Regions from separate parts of the Mus musculus genome. Here region 2 is linked to region 1. A link is a loop called in an ENCODE intact Hi-C map of the cell type or tissue named here. Cell type or tissue: gastrocnemius. All regions are shown on one strand.

Region 1 (2,500 bases):
TTGAAAAAAACAAGAAAAAGAAAGAAAGAAAGAAAGAAAGAAAGAAAGAAAGAAAGAAAGAAAGAAAGAAAGAAAGAAAGAAAGAAAGAAAGAAAGAGAGAGAGAAAGGAAGAAAGGAAGGAAGGATAAATAAACAAAGGAACAAGTAAATAGGGCTGGTGAGATGGCTCAGTGGGTAAGAGCACTGACTCCTTTTCCAAAGGTCCTAAGTTCAAATCCCAGCAACCACATGGTGGCTTATAACCACCCATCACCCATTATGAGATCTGACACCCTGCATCTGAAGTCAGCTACAATGTACTTATATATAAATAAATCTAAAACAAAACAAAACAAAACAAAACCAAAAAAAAACCAACCCAAGTAAATAGAAAGGCCTGGGAGCTGCCTCAATTAAAGTGTCTTCCATGGAAGTATGAAGACCAGAGTTCAAATCCCAGCACCTATGTAAAAGGCAGCCTGTAAGGCAGTGGACACGCATAATCCCAGAACTGAGGAGGCAGAAGCAGGGGCATCCCAGGCCATGCTGGCCAATCGGTCTGTGTAATCAGTGAGATCAGGTTCAAGAGAATGGCCCTGTGCTCAAGAGCACTGGCAGTTCTTCTAGAGGACTTGGGTTCAAGTCCCAGCACCCTCTTGGTGGCTCACAACCATCTCTAAATCCAGTTGTAGGAGATGCAATGCCTCGCCTCCTGAGGCACTGCACACATGTGGTGCACACACTTGTAAGTAGGCAAAACGTGGACATAAATAAAAATAAATAGATCTTTAAAAGTAAGTAAATAGGGTGGGGGGTGGCGACGACAGTAAATAAGGTAAAGAGTGGCTGAGGAGGGCACGCAGCATTCACCTCTGGCTCCCATGTTCACGCACACTAGCACAAAAATGCGCACACACAAAGACAGACTAACTTAATCACACAAGGAAAGGGAAACTAAGGCCATAGTCAGACACAGGACAAGAATAACACAATGTGCTGGGCAGTGATGGTGCACACCTTCAGCACTTGGAGGCGGAAAAATCTCTGAGTTCGAGGCCAGCCTGGCCTACACAGTGAGTTCCAGGACAGACAGGACTACATAGTAAGACCCTGTCTCGAAACACAAAAAGAAAAAAAGAAGGGAGGGAGGGAGGGAGAAAAACACTATGTGAGCATTGTAAACAGAACTGCAAGTAGTTTTTATAGGAATTAAGGAGATTTACTGACCAATCAGCCTGCACAATTGGGGAGAGGGGGATAATAATTCAAAACTCTGTTAGAAATGGATAAAGGGTGTCTGCAGAGATGGCTCAGAGGTTAAGAGCACTTGCTGCTATTGCAGAAGATACAGGTCCTGTTCCCAGTGGCCACAGGGTGGCACCAGTTCCAGGGGATCTGGTGTACTCCCCAGGTCTCCGGGGGCAAACACATGTAGTGTACTTACACAGACACAAATCACTCATACACGCAAGATAAGGAAATAAATAAACCTTTAGAATAAAGAAATGGGTAAAGTGCTCAGAATAAGATCAGTAATTATCAGGAAAGAAAATGTAAAAACTGTAATAAAGGACTAGCACAAGCCAGCAGAATTTCAGAAAGACTTGCATTAATAAAGTGTTAATGTTGCTTGAACTCCAGGATATGCAGACTGAGAAATACACCATGGCACACTTGGTCAATGTTCCCACACAGCACCACTGCAGAAGCTGTTGATGCAAAGGCAGAGGTGAGCGTGTGTGGTGGGAGCCGAGGGACGGGATGGACTTACTGTCCGTGCGGGTACCAGCGATGCTTCGTGGTGTAGAACACCTTGCTCAGTTGTTCTATCATGGGCCCTTGCTCCAGCTGCTTGCTCTTTCTAACTTCTAACTTGGCTTTCAGGATCTGCTCGTGGGTTTCCTCATTATTATGCAGAAGATCTGGTTGAGGGATGGGCTATAAAATAAGCAAATTACCAACGATGAAATGTAGAAACGTAAGCCGGAACTGACCGGCTTTGTGATGAAACAGCGACTGCCCTCAGCCATGCACCCCCTTGCCATTCAGTGTTAAGTTACCAGAGCACCTTCAGGTAGCTGTATTATCCAAAGTCGGAAAGACTCGTCTATACACAAAAAAAAAATTTTAGGTTTACTTTCCAATAATAAAAGTTCTTACTCAATTACTTTACCTCATTGATAAGGTACTTATTATTTTTTTCCTATTTCTCCTATATACTGGGGCCCATGATTTTTTTTTTTTTAATCTGCAATGTGGCAGGTTACCTTACATATTATTAAGGAAAGAACAATGGAAAATATATAACAGACCTCTGTGGGGGTTGAGTAAGAATGGCCACCACAGGCTTCTCGTATGTTTGAACGCTTGGTTCCTTCCCAGTTGGAACTGTCTAGGAAGGATTAGGAGGTGTGTCACTGGAGGTGGGCTTTAAGGTTTCAAAAGCCCATGCCAGACCCAGTCTCCCTCTCCGCTTGTAGATTAGATATAAATTCTTAGCTACTGTTCCAGTACCAGGCC
Region 2 (2,500 bases), 380 kb after region 1:
CCAGGCCATCAGTTTAATACACACACACACACACACACACACACACACACACACATACACACGTATCTTACTCAATAAATTAGGTAGGAACTAGGGTTCTAAGGAGGATGAAGACCTGGTGAAGTCAGTTTAGGAGAACCCTCCTCCAGGAGTGACAGGGAGAACCCTTCTGGCCTACTTCTCTTTCTTCTCTGTCCAGCACTGCCATGCGCAACTGGTCCCATAACTGATCCTGGTTCTCAAGCTTTCAGTGAAAAACAGCAATGGGAGGAATATCTTCATCTTCTAGAGCTGACAAACTTCATCACACACACACACACACACACACACACACACACACATAATACAGATTACTATCCCAGGAGACCCAGTATCTGATGAGGGGCACCGCCTCTCACTTGACTTCCACAGTAGAATCAGGTCTCTTTTATAAGAGTCTTATTTAGGAAAGTGGCTTCCTCACGACTTAATGACATCCAAAAGCCCCCCCCCCCCAAATACCATCACCTGTGTGTGTTTGTAGGGGGTGGGGAATATAAAGATTTCAGTATAAATTGGCAGGGATATAGGCACCCAGTCATTACAAAGGGCTTGAGCCTTTTCCACTGTGATCCTTAGAGGAAAATGAAGGACCATGTTCTGGCTATATGGATGAAGATAAACAAAACAAACCTGTGCCTTTTTAAAAAAATAAAATAACTACTTGGCTGTTAGAGTCTTTCTGTCTCCTCTTTGGTACTATATTCTCTGAGCCTTGGAGACATTGAAGTATGAGGTTTGTTGGAAAGATGAGAGGGGAATGGGGCATGAAAACTACCTAAAATCACTATATCAATGTATGAAATTTCCTACAATAAGTAAAGGGCTCTTAGGAACAGATGGAGAAAGAAAATAATTAGATAGATTGGGAAATGTAGAAAATACATAGGTGCGCACGCACACACACACATACACACCCCTAAACTAAAGCCTGTTGATCCCGTTCTTTGTATGTTCTGTGTTTTATTACACCAGGAGCTTCTGTTGCGTGGATATATTACCAGAGAGCCCTTGTGTTTATTTTAGTTGATAAGAATCGAGGTCCAAAAGACATCTCAGTGGGTTGCCCCACCTTCAGGATGAGAGAGAAAAGAAGAAAATTCCATCAGGCGGTCCCCTTATCAGAAAAGAAAGTTTGCTAGCACCAGGAGTTGGAAACTGCAGGTTAAAGGCTAAATTCCTTTGGATTCAATGTAACAATGAAGCTTTTTATAAAAACTAAAGAACAAAGTTTGCAGTTAAATAAATAGGATGGGCTGATTGCAGCCTCCAGCCTCTGTCCCCCTTGCTGTGTCATGTCTGTGCTGGCTGAAGCCTCTAGTGCTTGCACACTGGTCTCAGTGGAGATTAGGGTGGGGAGCACATTCCGGGCAGAGAGGCCAGAGAGAGACAGACAGCATTCCAGCTCCATGAGCCTCCTGCCACTCCAGCACTCCTCTGAAGGGTAGAGGGCACAGGCTTCACACGCTCTGCGGCAGCAGGCAAGGGAGGCAAAGGTGGCATTCCTGTATTTTATTACATGGCTTTTGCACGAGCAACTTCACCTGTCAAAACACGATGAGAAAAATAAAATGGAAAGAGATGGAAGGCGAAAGAGGCTGGAACAGAGGGGCAAGGGGTGAACTGAACCGGGGCCCCAAACGCAATTGGAAATGTCTGAGTGTATTTCATTCTGCAACTGTTCGTCTCTTGGATGGCGTGTGTGTGCATGTGCGTGTGCACACATGTGTGTATGTGTGTCTGTCTGTGTGTGTATATGGGTGAATGTGTGTATGTAATCATGTGTGTGTGTATGCATGTGTGTTTGCCTGTGTGTATGTGTGTACATGTGAGTGTGTGTTTATGTGCATGAGTGTGTGTATGCATGTGTATGTGTGTATGGGTATGTGTATACCTATGCGTGTGTGTATATGTCCACATGTGTGTATGTGTGTATATGCGTGTCTCTGTGTGTGTATGTGTATACCTACATGTGTGAGTGTGTGTATACCTACGTGTGAGTTTATGTGTATGTATGTGAGTGCATGCATGTGTATATAAGTGTGTACATGTATGTGTTTATATGTGTGTGTATGAGTGTGTGTGTGTGCATGTATGTGTGTATATGTGTGTGTGTGAGTGAGTGTATGTGTGTGTGTTTATATTTATCTTCTAAAATTAGCAAAAATGTGCCTGTAGACTAATGTGCTTGTTAAACTACTGCCTTGGATAAATACAATCAGAAGTAACTAATTTCTACACAGCAGATATCAACACAGTAGTGTGGATTGAATGTGTCTCCTGAAGCTCACATCTTAGAAGCAGACATCAGTGGTTTTAGGAGGTGGGTTCTTTGGAAAATAGTTAGGCTAGGATGAGCTCATGATTCTGAGGGCCCTGCAGTGGTAGAACAGCATGGGGAGGAGAGAGTTCTGAGTTAGCAGGCTTGCTCTATCTGACCCTGTGATGACTTCCAACAACC

What was found. A loop is a pair of places that touch in the nucleus more often than their neighbours do. Peaks named below come from ENCODE experiments on the same cell type or tissue, not always from the same donor. Only the 100,000 strongest peaks of a DNase experiment are listed, where the experiment ranks them.
Region 2: it touches region 1 in a loop (2.3-fold over the local background); 3 of 42 quality-filtered maps call a loop at or near these places.

The regions. Positions count from the first base shown.
Region 1 is chr10:95,488,495-95,490,994 of GRCm38, forward strand. It overlaps Mrpl42 (mitochondrial ribosomal protein L42), which reads right to left. Exons shown (of 6, transcript NM_001359476.1): 5 at 1,752-1,918. Among named protein-coding and RNA genes, the nearest start is that of Mrpl42, 12 kb to the right of the region's middle. In gastrocnemius, a CTCF peak has its summit at 1,346 (motif pointing right); a DNase peak (open chromatin) is centred at 1,363.
Region 2 is chr10:95,863,510-95,866,009 of GRCm38, forward strand. All of the region lies in intron 3 of Gm33377 (a long non-coding RNA gene), which reads left to right. Among named protein-coding and RNA genes, the nearest start is that of Gm33543, 22 kb to the left of the region's middle. In gastrocnemius, no CTCF peak of the experiment used is centred here; no DNase peak of the experiment used is centred here; H3K27ac peaks cover 308 bases.